Linked DNA regions of Homo sapiens: region 2 is linked to region 1. A link is an interaction called in ENCODE POLR2A ChIA-PET data of the cell type or tissue named here. Cell type or tissue: PC-9. All regions are shown on one strand.

Evidence for each region. ChIA-PET counts read pairs that join two places held together with the same protein. Peaks named below come from ENCODE experiments on the same cell type or tissue, not always from the same donor. Only the 100,000 strongest peaks of a DNase experiment are listed, where the experiment ranks them.
Region 2: POLR2A ChIA-PET joins it to region 1 with 6 read pairs; 3 of 35 experiments call an interaction of 5 or more read pairs at or near these places.

What each region holds. Positions count from the first base shown.
Region 1 is chr2:236,067,532-236,070,031 of GRCh38, reverse strand. The region is part of intron 16 of AGAP1 (ArfGAP with GTPase domain, ankyrin repeat and PH domain 1); the gene reads right to left. Among named protein-coding and RNA genes, the nearest start is that of GBX2-AS1, 99 kb to the left of the region's middle. In PC-9, no CTCF peak of the experiment used is centred here; no DNase peak of the experiment used is centred here.
Region 2 is chr2:236,174,998-236,177,497 of GRCh38, reverse strand. The region is part of intron 1 of GBX2-AS1 (GBX2 and ASB18 antisense RNA 1); the gene reads right to left. Among named protein-coding and RNA genes, the nearest start is that of GBX2, 7.9 kb to the right of the region's middle. In PC-9, a CTCF peak has its summit at 926; a DNase peak (open chromatin) is centred at 1,526.

The DNA of each region.
Region 1 (2,500 bases):
ACCAGTGTGCCCTTGGGTGGCGTCAGCCACCACTGTCACACTGGGTGAAAGGCAAGCCATGCCATTCATGTCAATGACACATTCCCGGCCCTCTACGGCTCTGATGTCATAGATAGCTTATTAAAAATCTAACCAAATTTTTAAAATGGCAGAAAATTAGAAAATAAAGATAAGCAATAAATAAGAATAAATCAGAACCCTATCCCCTAGAGAAAGTGTCACAATTAACAATTTGGGGTACACAATATTTTAACAGAATACCATAACTATCTCCCCATGTAATCACATTTTCACCTGCATCATCACATTTCCAGGTGCAGTGGCTCACTCCGGTAATCCCAGCACTTTGGGAGGCTGAGGTGGGCAGATCACTTGAGGTCAGGCGTTCAAGACCAGCCTGGCCAACATGGTGAAACCCCGTCTCTACTAAAAATACAAAAGTTAGCCAGGCGTGGTGGCGTGTGCCTGTAATCCCAGCTATTTGGGAGGCTGAGGCAGGAGAATCACTTGAACCTGGGAGGCAGAGGTTGCAGTGAGCCGAGGTTGTGCCACTGCACTCCAGACTGGGTGACAGAGGGAGCCTCTGTATCGAAAGAAAAACAAAGTTGCACTGTTTATATCATGTGCTATGCTCATATGTATAAATAATGCATATACTTACCATGTAAAATTTATACATTATATATAATTCATTACATTATATGAAATGTAAGATTTTATGATATATATTCAATTATACATCATAACGTATGTATATTTACATTGCATTGTCACGTGTACACGACAAAATCATGTATTTTATATAATGTAACTATATGCATTACTTGCATACTAAAGTAATAATTTATTTAATTGCCTATTTTGAATTTTTGCTTTATTTAAAATTTCTTTCTTTTTTTTTTTTTAAGATGGAGTCTCACGCTGTTGCCCAGGCTGGAGCGCACTAGCGTGATCTCGGCTCACTGCAACCTTCACCTCGCGGGTTCAAGTGATTCTTCTGCCTCAGCCTCCCGAGCAGTTTGGATTACAGGCATGCACCACCATGCCCAGCTAATTTTTGTATTTTTAGTAGAGACGGGGTTTCACCATGTTGACCAGGATGGTCTCGATCTCCTGACCTCATGATCCGCCTGCCTTGGCCTCCCAAAGTGCTAGGATTACAGGCGTGAACCACCATGCCTAGCCTACATCCTTCAGTTTTTAGGATAAATTTTTTTTTTTTTTTTTTTTTTTTGAGACGGAGTCTCGCTGTCGCCCAGGCTGGAGTGCAGTGGCGCGATCTTGGCTCACTGCAAGCTCTGCCTCTCGGGTTCACGCCATTCTCCTGCCTCAGCCTCCTGAGTAGCTGGGACTACAGGCGCCCGCCACCACGCCCGGCTAATTTTTTGTATTTTTAGTAGAGACGGGGTTTCACCGTGTTAGCCAGGATGGTCTCGATCTCCTGACCTCGTGATCCGCCCGCCTCGGCCTCCGAAAGTGCTGGGATTACAGGCGTGAGCCACCGCGCCCGGCCTAGGATAAATGTTAAGAGAAGAACTGCTAGGTCAAAAAGCATATCATTTTAAAGGCTATTGACACATATTGCCAAGTTCCTTCCAGGAAGGTTTCCCCAACTTTCACTCTTACCAGCAGTGCCAGAGGAGAGGAGAGGGAGTTGGCCAACAGGAAGGGTTATTATATTATGGAACAAAACGACCTTTGTTTTTTACCATCAGATGTTTCACAGTGATCTGCGCTAGCTATTTGATTTTTTGTTTTTTTGAGATGGAGTCTTGCTCTGTTGCCCAGGCTGGAGTGTAGTGGCGTGATCTTGGCTCACTACAACCTCTGCCTCCTGGATTCAAGCAATTCTCCTGCCTCAGCCTCCGAGTAGCTGGGATTACAGGCACATGCCACAACGCCCAGCTAAATTTCGTATTTTTAGCAGAGATGGGGTTTCACCATGTTGGCCGGGCTGGTCTCAAACTTCTGACTTCAGGCAATCTGCCTGCCTTGGCTTCCCAAAGTGCTGGGATTACAGGTGTGAGCCACCACACCCAGCCAATTATTTGATTTTAGTAAGAGCCACTCTGTCTTACAGGAACATACACAACATGTCCTTCTCTTTGCCAGATGAGATAGCACAGGACGGATGGCTGACCCTGACAGCCCGGTGGCTATGATTTGGAACATGATGCAAAACATCCAGGAACGGTCATTACTCTTTGGATTCCATGAGACTCTTGTGAAAAACACTCGCTCTTCCTCGTCTCACCTCACGTGAACACGGCATACTGGAAAGGATGTGCGGAACGTCTGTTAAGAGATGAGGTTTCTTCCCCAGAACAGAGAAAAGACAGGACCCCATTCTCTTCTTCCAATACGTGTTACTCCCAGTCTTGGCCACATCATCTAGCGCATAGTAACATAGATTATTTCACACTACTTCCTAAGAAAATAATCAGATTGTCTTTCCAGAAACATCTTTACTTTCTCAAATGGGCTAGCTCAATACTAGGCA
Region 2 (2,500 bases), 110 kb before region 1:
TGCCTGTAATTCCAGCTACTTGGGAGGCTGAGGCAGGAGAATCGCTTGGACCTAGGAGACAGAGGTTGCAGTGGGCCGAGATTGCGCCACTGCATTCCAGCCTGGGTGTCAGAGTGAGACTCTGTCTCAAAAATTAATTAATCAATTAATAATAAATAAATAAATAATGCCCCAGAATCTGGAGCCCAGAGGCTGCCCTCCCACGGCTACTCTCACTCCGAGAGCACAGGCTTTCGCCCCTGGCTGGCCCGCGCTCCCCAAGCGCCCTGCAGCGTGCTCGCTCCTGCAGCTGCCCTCCTGAGCATCCTCTCTGGGCCAGGCGCCCGGCCCACGTGTGCTACACGATCGAGTTCAGTGCCCAGTGCCCATATCAACTCGTGCTATATTAATTATCCCCTTTTTGAGACACAGTCAGGCCGCTGGTGGAGGAGAGCGGGGATTCCTGCCCACTAGGCAAATAGAACCGCAGATGGGGAGTGGCCTCAGCTGCAGCCCAGGACCCTCAGGCCCAGACGTCCGACGGCTTCCTATCTATCCCCTTCCGGGACCTGCTCAGGGTGAGGCAGAGCCGGGAGAACCTTACATGGATTCTATAAGGAAGCCGAGGCAGATTTTCTAAGATCACCTCCAAAATCTGACGGTATTTCTTACACCTTCAGCAATCACGGAGGTCTGATATTTTTTCCCCATCGTTTATGACAAAGGCTTCTCTGGTGGCCTGGATGTTTAAAATGAAAAGAAACTGGAGATCTTTTTCCTGTCCAACTATAGGACATACCTCTCAGCCCTTCTGACCCCTGGGGATGGACAGTCCTGTCCTACCCTGGATCAGAGCCCAGCCAGCCTCCACTGCGGATGCCATTACTTACGCAGTGCATAGGGGGCGCTCCGGGTGCTTGAGCGCCCTGCACACCCACGAGGCTCTTCAGGTTAATACTTCAAAAATTGTGAAGGCTTAAATAAAACTGTTTCCTGCCATTCCCTCATTAACTATAAAATCTATAGTACTTATTTGAGTTATGTTTACAGATAGGAAATAACCTTGTTAGACAGCTAAAAATATAATGTAAAACTACATTATAAAGTTCACTTCATTTTAAAGTATAAATTTCCAAATAACTTAGAATATGGGGAATTAAATGAACGTGAAGCTTTTTTGGTTAGAATAAAGTTAAACTTTAAAAAGTCACTCATCTCTTAAGCTTTCCAGGATTGTCTTGTTTGTGCTTTAACTGGGTCTACAAGAAACTTGAGAACGGGGAAATTGATAATAATAACCAAGAGATAGACTAGGAATATCAAGGTAACAATTAGATTCTAAAACACTCACCTGCATAAAATAAGGAGATGGGGAGGGAATGAGGTTGGGTAAGTAGGGGAAGAAGAAAGTCCCTGAACTCAATGGAGGCATCAAAGTTGATCACATGATATCCAGTCCAATCATCGTCATTTTCTGAGCCATGATCAGTTTCAGCTCTTTCTAAAGCTTCAATGTTCATTATTGTCACAGACTTCAGGGAACAGGTTTGTCCAGGTGGAGACAAGCCAGATTAGCTTCTGACTTTGGTTCATTTCCCATACCCATACTAGTTTTTCTCACATGCCCAGAGGGAGAGCTGGGAGACAGAGGGCCTGGAAGAGGCCCATTCACAAAGTCACTGTCAGCGGTGGCTGCTGTGCTGTGGCCTGGTCACACTAGGCATCTGACACACACGGGACCCCCCCAGAACCAGCCCCCAGCTCCTCTTCTGGTGTCAATGGCTATGTCCCCTGCAGATAGCAATTGCCCGCCTCCATGTGTGGGTGTAAAGGAACCGCAGGGAAATGACACATGGTCCTGTGAATGACTTCCCCCTGCAGGGGTGTTTTAAAGTCACTGTGCAGAATAAATACTAGATAGCGAAGTCTGAACACCTTTTCTTTAACTCTGTGTTCATCATTTGGAGAGAAAGAAAAAAAAAACACTTGCTACACACACACACACACACACACACACACACACACACACACACGGACCACATGCCCCATGCAAAATGTTTTCATTTCCTACAAAACCCAGAAATGTCCTCTAGGAATGTCTGAGAGACAGCATTCTGGATTCCAACAATTTTCTGGATTTTTCCCACTGTGACTCAAAGAATTACTCTCTCCTCATTCCCTCAGGTTCCTATTTATTTCACACACACTCTAGCAGTTTTTGGTCACTCGCTGGAAATACTTTGGGATCTTTGGATTTGTTCTCTGACCTCACTCTTGGTTCCCTCTTTTTCTAAAGCTTGGGAACTTCAGGCCACACCCATAGGGAGATGTAATTGTTTGCAGCAAAGTCATGCAAATTGAGTTCTCCGTATTTTTTCCCATGATAAATGGAAGAAACTCAAAGGTTTCAAAGGCCAAGGAGGTCACCATTCCCAATTATTTCTGCAATCATCAAGAAGGGGCTGTGTACTTAAAGAACCTGAGGCACTGGGAACAATTGCAGATCTAAAAACAAAGAGGC